Regions from separate parts of the Homo sapiens genome. Here region 1 is linked to region 2. Evidence: chromatin loops called from intact Hi-C (ENCODE). Cell type or tissue: heart right ventricle. All regions are shown on one strand. Each heading gives the region's core, and the rest is flanking DNA. Links, peaks and the distances in the headings are about the cores only.

Region 1 (6,900 bases), core at 1,970-4,469, 56 kb after region 2:
CGTGGTTCCTTGAGATGGGACCGCAGCTCCTCCCCGACTACAGGGAGCAGGGCTCAGGGCAGCCCCAGGACACCTGCCTGGGAGGGTCCAGTACAATGGGCCCTGTGTGTGAAAGGGGGTCAGCATCGTGCTAGGGGCCGGGGGCGGCCCAGAGGCTGCCTGGCCCAGCCCCGCAGTCCCCTAGCTCCCATCTGAGGTCCCACCAGGTAGGGCCCCCCAGCTTCCCGGGCTGGCTTTTCTCACAGAGGAAATTCCACAGTAGACCCTAATTGGATGTCCTCTGCTCCGGTGTTGGGTGGGAGAGTGCAGTGGTGTCTGGGGAGAAGGCGCAGGAGCGCTGCACTGTCCTGCAAGCCGGCTCCCTGCCCTTCAAGGCCTGCCTGGCTTAGGCCAGCCTGTGGCTCAGGAGCCCAGCTGCCCTGGCTGAGGCTGGGGGCTGCGTGTCCCATCTCAGTGTCTGCATCTGTCGAGGCCCTGTCCCTCCCGCCCATGGCCTGGACAGCTCTTCTCAGGTCACAAACATTGGTGGTGGGGGACAGAGGTTTAGCAGACCTGTTCCCTGCATGAGAAATACCCCATGCCCCACGGAGCCAGGGCCGGGTTGTAGTGATGGTACCGCCGTGAGCCCTCCTCGAGAGCACAGTCACGTCCAGGAAGCCTACTCGGAAAAGGAGGCAGTAGCCGGGGCGGGGGGGGAGGGGTGAGACTGCCATAGGTGGAGCGGGAGGGATGCTGAGATTCTGGCCTTGGTCAAGTGTGAAGGTGCCACTTGCGCAGCTCCGGGTGACAGCTGCAGACCCCACTCCTGCCTTCCTCCGCCCCTGGCTGGGCTGCAGGTGGCAGCAGGAGCTTGACACAGTTTGACAGGGTGAGGCCCCACCCAGGAGAGGGGCAGCCTATGGGGCAGTGGGCCACAGGCCCTGGGCTTTGCCTAAGTTTCCTGGGAATGCCTCCCAGGAGAGTGGGGACAATGTGATGTGCACCCTTCATGGGGTGCCGCAAAGGCCAGGTGGGCCCCAGCCGGGGGCTCCAGTCTCAGCTGCTTTTCCCCAAGGGGAGATGGGGCCGGAGGACACCACACTGGGCCATGACCTGGGGCTCAGGGCACCACATCTGCCAGGAGAGTCAAGTCGTGCAGGTTTTGGGCAGGATGGCCTCCCGGAGCCATAGCCCAGCTTTGGTCCTTGTCCCCTGACTCCTGGAGCTCTTGGTGTTCACTGTAGTTCCAGCTGCACCGATCAGGCACAGGGAAGTCCTTCAGAAGCTTAGGTTGAGGGGATTCCTGTCTCCCCCATCGCTCCACTGGCCTTGAACCCAGGCAGAATCCTGTTCAGTATTGTGCTTCTCCCCCTTGGGGTGGTGTCTCCTGGGGTGGCTGCCTGGGGCTCTAAACACTGCTCCTTTGTCCCTCACAGGCCATCAGCATCAGCAAAGCCATCAACACCCAGGAGGCCCCCGTGAAGGAGAAGCACGCCCGGCGTATCCTTGGCCGGCTCTTGGACCCAGGAGTTGGGTGTGGATGTGGGAGCAGCGTAGTGCTGCAGGTGGCCTGCGGTCAGCTGTGCCGGGGTCACAAGTTCCCTCACTGAGCCCGGGGAGGAGGGTCCTGTGCAGCTTGGCTCCTTCCCATCTCAGTCTCATCACAAAAACGCCCCCATTGGGCCCAATGATTTCCTTGTCTTGCCCTAACTCCTGTCCCCTTGGCTGGACACTGGAGCTCTGGTGACCCGGGGTTGATGGGCACGTGATTGGGGGCCGGCCCTCTTCCGGCGGCCCTGGCCTCTCTCAGCCGGGTTTGCTGAGCCCCCGTGCTCCAGTCTCTGCTTCCACACTTGGCCTTGACATTGCAGGCATCATTCTGGGCACACACCACGAGAAGGGGGCTTTCACCTTCTGGTCCTACGCCATTGGGCTGCCGCTGCCCAGCAGCTCCATTCTCAGCTGGAAGTTCTGCCACGTCCTCCACAAGGTCCTTCGAGACGGGCACCCCAATGTGAGTAGCAGCTGCTGCCTCTGCTCCCCGGAGCTGGGGCACTGTCCCGCGGACATGCGGGCTCTGGCCCTGTTCCTGTCCCCGTAGCTCCGGGCTGTTCCTCCCGCCTCGGGTGGGGAGTGCGTGTCTCAGGGCCCTGCCACACGGTCCTGGACACTCCCCCACTCCCGTATTCCCTGCGCTGCAGGTGCTGCATGACTGCCAGCGGTACCGCAGCAACATCCGGGAGATTGGAGACCTGTGGGTAGGTCCAGCCATTCTAGGTCCTGCCTGGCATTCGGGGCTTTCCTGAGCGTGTGGGGCTGAGCGAAGGGTGGCTCCCTGTGGGCAGTTCCCTGCGGGTGGCTGGGTTTTCCCAGGGGCGACAGTGGGAGGGGCAGCACGGGGAGATGCTGCCTGCCTTTGAGGGCCTGGCCCAGGGCGCTCCACACGCATAACCAGTGGGCCCTCCAGCGTCGAAGTCACCCGGGCCCTTTAGTCCTCACGAGTTGGGAAATGTGGCAAGACCACAGCCCGGGCACCTCGGTGGTTAGAGAGCCTGTGGCAGGGCGCAGGTTCCTGGGCTCCCCCAGACCTGCTGCTGAAGAATCAGGACTGGAGGTCTGCATTTTGAGCACACACACAGTAAGGCCTGAGAGCCCTGGGGGGCCTGCAATCTGGATGCACTGCAAGACCTCAGGAGTTAGAGATGTCCCTGGTGGGCAGAGGGCCTTGGCCTGGTTCTCTCTGGAGCACTGTGGGGTGCTCGTCTGCCTGGGCAGGGACATAGGAGCAGGGCAGGCCCTGGACCGGGTACCCACAGGGAGGCCTGACCAGGGCGTTATCCAACCCAGAACCACTGCCCGGACTCACTTCCCTTGAAGCGAGGAAAACACTGCCCATGGTGCCACCTGCAGATGCAGGCCCAGCTGGCCCGGCCGCAGGGGCCGTGGGGCTGGAGGAGGGAGCAGGGAGGATGTGTCCAGGCGCCCGTCGGGACGTGCCTCCCTGCCAGCACCAGCACTTTAATAAAGCGTCCCTGCTCAGAACTGGCCTGCCGCCCTGGACAAAGAGCTCTCTTCTCACAAGAGTTTCTTTGGCAGGAATGACAAGGAGGAAGATTAAGGGAAAAAGCTAGAGACAGAGAGGGTGGTTGGTGGAGGCCAGGAGAAGACGTTTGTTGAATGAAGAAGTGCCCGGTGGTGGGTCACTCTCGTGCCCAGGTCCTTGAGGACTCTTGGACGTGTTCACGAGCCGTGGCCCCTCACCCTGTCTGTCTTCACACAGGGACATTTGCATGACCGCTACGGACAGCTGGTGAATGTCTACACCAAGCTGCTGCTGACCAAGATCTCCTTCCACCTCAAGGTGGTTTCCTCGGGGGAGTCATGGGGCTGAGGGACCCGTGGGCTTTTCCCACTGTGACGTTATGGCACATGTTGGGACATCGAGGGTGGGATCTGTCCTCTCCATGAGTCTTTCCATTCACCTTCTTGTCCCAACTATGACTAAAGGGGAGACGGGGAAGCCAGGGCATCACGAAGCTCCTAGAACACTTCAGGCATTTCCGTGGACGTGGGCACGGGCTTCCCCAGGCGTTTCTGTGGACATGAGCGCTGGGCTTCCTCAGTCTCTGCTGTGCTGGCCGGGTGCTCCCCTCCTCCCAACCCCTCCACTGCCCTCTGCCACCTATGTGGGCCACAGCCTGGGTCTGCCAAGAGCAGGGTCCAGCGTGGGGCCCCCTGGTTCAGTGGCCGCTGGGTTGGGGGGGCCCTGGTTCAGTGGCCGCTGGGTGGGGGGGGCCCTGGTTCGGTGGCCGCTGGGTTGGGGGGCCCCCTGGTTCGGTGGCTGCTGGGTGGGGGGGCCCTGGTTCGGTGGCCGCTGGGTGGGGGGGGCCCTGGTTCGGTGGCCGCTGGGTGGGGGGGGCCCTGGTTCGGTGGCCGCTGGGTGGGGGGGCCCCCTGGTTCGGTGGCTGCTGGGTGGGGGGGCCCTGGTTCGGTGGCCGCTGGGTGGGGGGGGCCCTGGTTCGGTGGCCACTGGGTGGGGGGGGCCCTGGTTCGGTGGCCGCTGGGTGGGGGGGCCCCCTGGTTCGGTGGCCGCTGGGTTGGGGGGCCCTGGTTCGGTGGCCGCTGGGTGTGGGGGGCCCTGGTTCAGTGGCCGCTGGGTGGGGGGGAGCCCTGGTTCGGTGGCCGCCAGGTGTGGGGGGGCCCTGGTTCAGTGGCCGCTGGGTGGGGGTTCTCTCCACAGCATCCCCAGTTTCCCGCGGGCCTGGAGGTGACAGATGAGGTACTGGAGAAGGCAGCTGGGACCGATGTCAACAACATGTGAGTCACTCTGCATGGCTACATAGCCAGTTCCCCTCGGCTTCCCCATTCCTTCCTACCGCGTCTCACGCCCAGGCGTCCGCATGGGGCAGTGGGGTTGAATGAGTCCGTGGCTTTGTTGGTTGATGCTCACGCTCCCAGGGACAGAGGGTGAAGTTAAAAGGGTGGGGTGTACTTGAAGGACTGTCGTCCTGGCAGAGGCACGCTGTCTCACCAGAGCCATGGTGTCGGCGGTGCCCCCGTCCCCACTGGAGGGGGCGTCTCAGGACGAGTGGGTGGGTCCACCCACCCTTTTTCATTTCTTCCCCCACTTCTCTTGCGTAGCTTCCAGCTCACTGTGGAGATGTTTGATTACATGGATTGTGAGCTGAAGCTTTCTGAATCAGGTGAGCCGTAAAGAGGGGATGCGGGGGTCTGAGTGTATTGCTAAGTCCCCAGAGATGGGACGAGAAGAAAAAAGAAGACATGAGTGATCAGACCAACTGATCACTATGAAATGACCCTGGCCAGCCGCAGTGGCTCACATCTGTAATCCCAGCATTTTGGGAGGCCGAGGCAGGCAGATTGCTTGAGGTCAGGGGTTCAAGACCAGCCTGGCCAACATGGTGAAACCCTGTCTCTACTAAAAAAATATAAAAATTAGCCAGGCGTGGTGGCGCACGCCTGTATTCCCAGCTACTTGGGAGGCTGAGGCAGGAGAATCACTTGAACCTGGGCGGCGGAGATCATGCCGCTACACTCCAGCCTGGGCAACAGAGTGAGTCTCCGTCTTAAAAAAAAAAAAAAGAAAAAGAAATGCCCCTGCCCCTCCTGGGGTCCCTGCACCTCCAGGGATAGGTAATGGGGCCTCCTGGCCCCTCCAAAGCATGGCAGGCCCCAGCGGGTACATCCAGGATACAGGTTCAGCCATCTCTTCCATCCAGTGAGTGTCACTCCATCAGCCCCAAGACAGGGAGGGTGAGGAGGTGTGCACAGGAGCCACCTTGCCAGGTTCCTGCCCCAGCCTTGGGCCATCTGCAGAGCCCAGCTGGAAGAAAGGTTTGGGTCGTCCTGCCATTTTCTGCTCTAGAAAGCCTCTGAGTCACGTCAGACTTCCTAGCGAGGGAACCCGGCCGCTGTTGGACAGGAAATCTCAGAGGGCTCAGCTTCCAGGCTGGAGAACTGATTGTTCTGGGTGGCAGCTTCAAAACAACTCATGGGTGACTCAGTGCTCTCCATAAGAGGGCAAGAAGCAAATGCCTCCTTAAGGGAAAATTGGGAGTTAGAGGCAGTTTGGGCAGCCTCCCTGAGTCCCCAGGTCTGGCCAGTGCAGCTGGGCGAGCCTGATGGGTATTCAGTTCCAGTGGGTGGGAGGTGGGCTCAGAGTTGGACCCTTGTGCCTGGGAAGAGCCTGCTCAGGATCTGACATGGAGAGCAGAGGGCAGGTGTCCAAAGGTGTGGCCCCAACTGTGCAGCAGGACAGGGCTACCAGGCTCTGTGTCCTGGCAGAGATGTGCTGAGCCTGAGCCTCTCAGCACAGAGCCCACCAGGTAGGAGCCAGTTACCCCTGGCATGGGAGAAGGCCAGTGTGGGCAGGCAGTGGCCCCACGAGGGAAGTGGAGAACACTCACAGGCACGCTTCCCACCTGGTGACGCTGGTGTGTTGATGAAGCACAAATGGGGTGTACCAGCATCTGCTGGAGAAATTCCCAGATCTGCAGAGGTGACAGGTACAGGGGCTTCCCTGCCTCAGGACCTGTAACAGCAAAGAAACACAAACGTCCTAAACATGCCTCAGCAGAGGCTGCGTCTCGCTGTCTGTGCAGAGCAGAGAACGGAGGGTGGTGGGAAGAGAGATGTGTCGAATCTGGGATGGCCGGGAAGATCTAGAAAACATTCTACTGTGTGAAATCAAGCAGATTGCCGAACAGCATGGACATACGTGTTGAAGATCCAAGCAGTACTTTATGTGTGCTGTAATTTTTTGCAAGGAAAACATACTTAGCATGACATGTAATTAGAGATTACTTTTTTAAAAAGGCAAGGGGCGGCACTTTGTGTCTTCCTTCTTGCCCCTCCCCCCCAGGCTCTCTCCTGTCACTGCAGAGATTTGCAAGTGGTCCCATCACAGGCAAGGCAGGAGCAGGACCTGAGGGGCCAGGGCACAGGTCTGTGCAGCGGGGGCTGTCTGGCCGCTCTCCCGTGCTGGCCAGCTGCCTGCTCTTTGTCATTCTCTCTGCCCCAGAGAAGCTGCCAGCCAAGGAGGAGGCAGCCTCATGTTTGTCCTTTGTCCCTCCCACTTGGTAGTTCTGATACAAGGCCCGATTGTCAGGGGCAGGGGAGACGGGCCCTGGGGGTGTCAGGGGCAGGGGAGACGGGCCCTGGGGGTGTCAGGGGCAGGGGAGACGGGCCCTGGGGGTGTCAGGGGCAGGGGAGACGGGCCCTGGGGGTGTCAGGGGCAGGGGAGACGGGCCCTGGGGGTGTCAGGGGCAGGGGAGACGGGCCCTGGGGGTGTCAGGGGCAGGGGAGACGGGCCCTGGGGGTGTCAGGGGCAGGGGAGACGGGCCCTGGGGGTGTCAGGGGCAGGGGAGACGGGCCCTGGGGGTGTCAGGGGCAGGGGAGACG
Region 2 (6,900 bases), core at 2,412-4,911:
GTTTATATACACCGAGGTAAAATATTCAAGTAGAAAGAAGTCTGTTCTGTCAATATTTATATACTAAAAACATTTTATAAATTCAATATTAAAACTTTTTTTTTTTTGAGATAGTGTCTTGCTCTGCTGCCCAGGCTGGAGTGCAATGGCGTGATCTCAGCTCACTGCAACCTCCACCTCCTGGGTTCAAGCAATTCTCCTGCCTCAGCCTCCTGAGTAGCTGGGATTACAGGTGGGTGCCACCATGCCCGGCTAATTTTTGTATTTTTAGTAGAGACAGGGTTTCATCATGTTGGTCAGGCTGGTCTCAAACTCCTGAGCTTGTGATCCACCTGCCTCAGCCTCCCAAAAGTGCTGGGATTACAGGCATGAGCCACCACACCCAGCTTAAAACTTTTTTTTTAGAAAAGAAAAATAGTGGCTGGGCATGATGGCTCACATCTGTAATCCTAGCACTTTGGGAGGCCAAAGCAGGCAGATTGCTTGAGGCCAGGACTTCAAGAAGACCAGCCTGGATAACATGGCAGAACCCTGTCTCTACAAAAAATTAGCCAGGCATGGTGGTGTGATCCTGTAGTCCCAGCTACTCGAGAGGCAAAGTGAAAGGATTTCTTGATCCCAGGAGGTGGAGGTTGCAGTGAGCCAAGATTGGCCACTACACTTCAGCCTGGGCAACAGAGCAAGATCCTGCCTCAAAAAAATAAAAAAAAAGAAGAGGAATTTTTATAGAGCTCAATCTCCAGCCCTCCCTCCCCTTCCTGGAGGTCCACAAGTGGGACTGCAGGTTCCAGCCCTGTCTTCACTTGGTGTTTCTGGTGGCTGTCTGCATCCTGAGGCCACGTAGGAGCTCCACCCTGAGTCACCTCGTTAGCATGTAGTCTGGTGTAATCAACTGACTCTTCATGAATGACAAAAGATGCTTCTGTCACTTAGGAAATTCCACAAGTTTTAGGAGCTCTGTTCTCCAGGAACAGAGGACAAAAACCACATCTATTTCTTCTTATACCACAGACATACTCAAGGAACAGAAGGAAAGGAGGGAACGGCGGTGGGGAGATGGGCAGGTCAGGTCATGCTGGGCTCTGCAGTTTGTGGTAATGGATTTGGATTTCATCCTCAGTGCAGTAGCAAGGCTTCTCACTGAGAAATGACACGAGCAGATTTTTATTTTTAGTTTTATTTATTTATTTATTTTTGAGACAGAATTTCACTCTTGTCGCCCAGGCTGGAGTGCAATGGCGCGATCTCAGCTCACTGCAACCCCCGCCTGCCTCTCAAGCAATTCTCCTGCCTCAGCCTTCTGAGTAGCTGGGATTACAGTCGCCCACCACCACACCCAGCTAATTTTTGTATTTTTAGTAGAGACGGGGTTTTACCAGGTTGGCCAGGCTGGTTTCGAACTCCTGACCTCAGGTGATCCACCCGCCTCAGCCTCCCAAAGTGTTGGGATTACAGGTGTGAGCCACTGCACTTGGCCTTTATTTTTATTTTACTTTACTTTTTTTTGAGATGGAGTCTCACTCTGTTGTCCAGGTTGAGTGCAGTGGCGTGATCTCAGCTCACTGCAACCTCTGCCACCTGGATTCAAGCGATTTTCCTGCCTCAGGCTCCTGAGTAGCTGGGATTGCAGGTGTGTGCCACCACACCCAGCTAATTTTTGTATATTTAGTAGAGACGGGGTTTCACCATGTTGGCCAGGCTGGTCTCGAACTCCTGGCCTCAAGTGGTTTGTCCGCCTTGGCCTCCCAAAGTGCTGGGATTATAGGCGTGAGCCACTGCGCTGGGCAGATTTTGATTTTTAAAAGATTGCTCTGTGTACACTGGGCTGTCACAGGAGAGGCAAGGCTGGTGCAGGGAGGTCAGTCAGATGAGAGCAAGCGAAGCCTCCAACCAGGGGTCCTTGCCAGGTGTGGAGATGTTGGCTGTGAAACAGATTTTGTCTATAGATCCATCAGGACCGGAAGGAGCCGCTGAGGATGTGAGAGTTAGGCATAGTGTGTATATGAGGACTGGAACCTAGTATTTATTTGAGGACTTTCTTTTTCTTCTGTTGTGAAGAGGACCTCAATGAAAAGACGACAGAAAATAATGAGCAACGAGAAGAGATCATTCGCCTCAAGCAAGAGAAAAGTTGCCTGCACGATGAATTGCTTTTTACTGGTAAAACAGATGATCGAATGTATTTGTAACCTAGACTTGCAATGATGACAGGCTGAAGGAATTATACCTCTCCCAAAATGGTTTTTTTTTTTTTTTTTTTGAGACAGGGTCTTTTTTGAGACAGGGTCTTGCTCTGTCACCCAGGCTGGAGTGCAGTGGTGCAATCTCGTCTGACTGCAACTTCTGCCTCCCGGGCCCAAGCGATTCTCCTGCCTCAGCCTCCTTAGTAGCTGGGGTTACTGGTATGAGCCACCACGCCCGGCTAAATTTTGTATATTTAGTAGAGACGGGGTTTCACCACATTGGTCAGGCTGGTCTTCTTGAACTCCTAACCTCAAGTGATCTACGGGCCTTGGCCTTCCAAAGTGCTGAGATTGCAGGCGTGAGCCCGGCTTTTTTATTTTTATTTTTTTCTGAGACAGAGTCTCACTCTGTCGCCCAGGCTGGAATGCAGTGGCATGATCTCGGCTCACTGCAACCTCTGCCTCCCAGGTTCAAGCAGTTCTCCTGCCTCAGCCTCCCAAGTAGCTGGGATTACAGGCGCATGCTACCATGCCCGGCTAATTTTTATATTTTTAGTAGAGACGGGGTTTCACCATGTTGGCCAGGCTGATCTCGAACTCTGGCCTCAGATAATCCGCCCGCCTCAGCCTCGCAAAGTGCTGGGATTACAGGCATGAGCCATCACGCCAGGCCTTTTTGTTTGTTTTTAACACCCTTTGTGGGACCGATGGTGGACCAAGCAGCGAGTGTTAATGCTGCCATCCCGTTCCCAGTCACTATTTCCTCTTCTGTAAAATGAGCTATTCTCCCTTCCAGCTTAAGCGTGTGACTCTGCTTCTTACTAAAAACATAACATAGATGCTCCTTGACTTACAGGGTTACATTCTGATAAACCCCTCGCAAGTCAAAAATGCATTTAATGAAGCCAACCCAGCCACCAGCATAGCTCAGCCTAGCCTGCCTTAAACATGCACAGAACACTCGCATTAGCCTGCATTTGGACGAAATCATCTCACACAAAGGCTGTTTTATAATAAATTGTTGAATATATCATGTAATTTACTGAAAGCGAAAAACAGAATGGTTGTATGGGTGCTCAGAGTAGGGGTTTTTTAATGAATGTGTACCCCTAGTAAAAGGGGGACTGAGGGTAGGTATCAGTAGACCAAAAAGTGTTCATATGATTTTCTCTTCGGAACTTTACCTCTAAATCAATGACTTTCCTAACACAAACCACTGAAAAGAAAGCCCAGTAGAATCATCTTGGCTGGCAGGGATGTCAACAAGCTCTCTATGTCAGTCATTCTCAGTTGGGAGTGGAGAAGTAGGCCTTCACCAGTGGAAACTCTGAGATACTGGGGGTAGGTAAGGAATATGGCAGGGAATGGAATGCAGTTTGTCTGTAAATTAATGGGAAAAAATTGAGGCTCATCACAGCCTCAAACTCCTGGACTCAAGGAATCCTCCCGCCTTGGCCTTCCTAGTAGCCTGGCTAAATTTTTAATTTTTTTGCAGAGAAGGGGTCTCACTATGTTGCCCAGGCTGGTCTCTAGCTCCTGGGATCAAGCGATCCCCTTGCCTCGGCCTCTCAAAATGCTGGGATTACAGGTGCGAGCCACCATGCCCGACCTAAGAAGTTTTAAGTGAAATGGAATTCTTAATTTTAATCTCTTGTGATTAAAGATCGGGGTGAAAGTGTGGTATTCTGCCACTAGAGGTCACTATTTTCACCATTTCTAGGATTGCTGCATCTGCAAGTAGTGATAACCCGTTAACGCTGCTAAAGATATCACATATTTGTAGCTTTACAGTTGCATTCAAACAGTCCTTGGACCAGCATTTGTACGCCAGGTGCCCTGCGATATGCTCAGAAGCTCACAGGCCCACAGAATTCACTACTATACAAATGCTATGCATAAAATGCTATGGGAGGTCAAAGGAAAGAACAAAGCTTAAAGGATACGTTAGTCTCTTTTCTTTTTGATTAATCACTTTTTACCCATGCACTCTACTATGTATTACTAAGTAAAATACATGGAATTTGTTAGCTAATATTATAATAAATCGATTTTGTGAAATATTTTTATCATATACTAAGCAGATTTCTTTACCCAGGCTGGAGTGCAGTGGTACAATCGCAGCTCACTGCAGCCTCAAACTCTGAGGCTCAAGTGATCCTCCCACCTCAGCCTCCCAGGTAGGTGGGACCACAGGCACATGCCATCACACATGCCTAATTTTTAAATTTTTTGTATGGATGAGGTTCCACTATGTTGCCCAGTCTGGTCTGGAACTGCTGGGCTCAAGAGATCCTCCTACCTCTGCCTCCCAAAGCCCCAAAGCGTTGGGATTACAGGCATGAGCCACCATGCCTGTCATCCTAAATTGATTCCTTAAACATCTTCTTAACTAAAGACAATCTCACACCATTGTCTGAAAACAATTTTTGTATGTTTTATTCTTCTTTTTCAAAATATAGACAATTGATAGATTTGCATGTTTCAATTATAAAAGTGAACAAAGCCTACAAAAGAATTTATTTATTTAGTAGAGACAGGGTCTTGCTCTGTTGCCCAGCCTGGAGTGCAGTGGTGCAATCATAGCTCACTGCAGCCTCGACTGTCTGGGTTCAAGTGATCCTGCCACCTCAGCCTCCTGAGTTGCTGGGACTACAGGCATGTGTCATCACACCTAGCTAATTTTATTTTATTTTATTTATTTTTAGTAGAGGCAGGGTCTCGCTATGTGGCCCAGGCTGCTGGTCTTGAACTCCTAGCCTCAGATAATCCTCCTGCCTTGGCCTCCCAAAGTACTAAGATTATAGGCATGAGCCATCGTGCTTGGCTTAAGCCCAAAAAAGAATTTTTAAAGGGCATAACATGATAATATGCCGTCAAGTGCTATGGCTAAATGTCACGATTTTTTTTGTTTTTGTTTTTTTTCGGAGATGGAGTCTTGGTCTGTCGCCTAGGCTGGAGTGTAGTGGTGCGATCTTGTCTCACTTCAACTTCCGCCTCCTGGGTTCAAGCAATTCTCATGCCTCAGCCTCCGGAGTAGCTGGGACTGCAGGCACACGTCACGACACCTGGCTAATTTTTTGTACTTTAGTAGAGACGTGGTTTCATTGTGTTGCCCAGGCTGGTCTCGAACTCTTGAGCTCAGACAATCCACCCGCCTCGGCCTCCCAAAGTGTTAGGATTACAGGTGTGAGCCACCGCACCCAGTCAGATGTTACCATGTTTTATTTGAAGTTGGAAGATGTCTTAAAGTTTTACTTTTAAGTTTAAAACTTGTAGAAAATGCAGTTCTTTTTTTTTTTGAGACGGAGTCTCGCTGTCGCCCAGGCTGGAGTGCAGTGGTGTGTTCGCGGCTCACTGCAAGCTCAGCCTCCTGGGTTCATGCCATTCTCCTGCCTCAGCCTCCCGAGTAGCTGGGACTACAGGCGCCCGCCACCATGCCCAGCTAATTTTTTGTATTTTTTAGTAGAGATGGGGTTTCACCGTGTTAGCCAGGATGGTCTTGATTTCCTGACCTCATGATCTGCCCACCTTGGCCTCCCAAAGTGCTGGGATTACAGGCGTGTTCTTTTACATAGGCTGAGGGACATGTTTTGCTTGTACATAACTAGGAGTAAGGAGTTTGCAAAGAGAACAATGATACTAGTTTACATTTCTGTGGGTCCTGACAGTCCTGTAGGTGAGCTCTTATAGACTGAGTGTCTGCCTCAGGTCTCCCAGGCGGTAAAAGGCAGAGTCTTGATCAGAATTCAGCAGGTTCCAGGCGTCTAAGTCCCTTCCCATTGTTTTAGCTTAGGCTGCTTGTTCAGGCAGATAGCAGCAGAGAGTTCCTTACCTCTGTTTTCTGTGGCCAACTTGTGAAAATAGTCAGACCCAATCCACTTTGATCTCTCAGCTAAACCCAGCCATGGAGAAAACTATCTGGACTAGGGAAACATTTATATTTACATTGGCATTGCCTCTTATGCAAAAGTAGATTATTCTGAAATCAGAGATTAAGGCAACATTCAAATATACATATATTTTTTTTTTCTTTGACCACCTGCCCTCCCCCACCGCCCCCCGACAACCCCACTGGCCAACATTCAGATATATTTAAAATTACTCTGAGGGCCAGGTAAAGTAGTTGGCTTTTGTTTAGGGACCATGCTGTATCCAAAACAAGTATTTATTTATTTTTTTTAAGAGACAGTGTCTTGCTGTGTTGACTCAGGCTGGTCTCAAACTCCTGGGCTCAAGCAATCTTCCCACCTCAGCCTCCAAAGTAGCTGGAAATATAACAAAACAGGTTTATTTAAACATTAGGAAATATAACAAAACAGGTTTATTTAAACCCTGCTTGGATGCTGTTAACATGAAAGGCATGTAGAATTGAGACCCACGGAGTCAGATGCACTACGGATATCACTTCCACTGTTAAAATGTCTCAGTTTTGGCCGGGCATGGTGGCTCATGCCTGTAATCCCAGCATTTTGGGAGGCTGAGGCGGGTAGATCACATGAGGCCAGGAGTTCGAGACCAACCTGGCTAACATGGTGAAACACAGGAGTTCAAGACCAGCTTGGGCAACATAGTGAGACCCCCATCTCTATTTTTAAAAATATTTTATCTTTTAAAATTTTTAAATAAATAATTGAAGTAATATGTATTAAGTATAGAGATTTGGAAATCATCCTTATTCTATCTCCCCACAAAAGGAAAGACAAATAATCCCTGAATC

The links. Hi-C counts contacts between places; a loop is a spot of excess contacts. Peaks named below come from ENCODE experiments on the same cell type or tissue, not always from the same donor. Only the 100,000 strongest peaks of a DNase experiment are listed, where the experiment ranks them.
Region 1: it touches region 2 in a loop (2.2-fold over the local background); 50 of 110 quality-filtered maps call a loop at or near these places.

The regions. Positions count from the first base shown.
Region 1 is chr12:122,846,616-122,853,515 of GRCh38, forward strand. HIP1R (huntingtin interacting protein 1 related) reads left to right here. Exons shown (of 32, transcript NM_003959.3): 2 at 1,416-1,479; 3 at 1,851-1,993; 4 at 2,181-2,237; 5 at 3,260-3,340; 6 at 4,220-4,296; 7 at 4,621-4,682. Among named protein-coding and RNA genes, the nearest start is that of HIP1R, 15 kb to the left of the region's middle. In heart right ventricle, for the core only: no CTCF peak of the experiment used is centred there; a DNase peak (open chromatin) is centred at 2,984.
Region 2 is chr12:122,789,962-122,796,861 of GRCh38, forward strand. It overlaps CCDC62 (coiled-coil domain containing 62), which reads left to right. Exons shown (of 13, transcript NM_201435.5): 6 at 2,059-2,160. Among named protein-coding and RNA genes, the nearest start is that of CCDC62, 19 kb to the left of the region's middle. RefSeq lists an enhancer at 1-495 and a silencer at 5,787-5,987. In heart right ventricle, for the core only: a CTCF peak has its summit at 3,871 (motif pointing right); no DNase peak of the experiment used is centred there.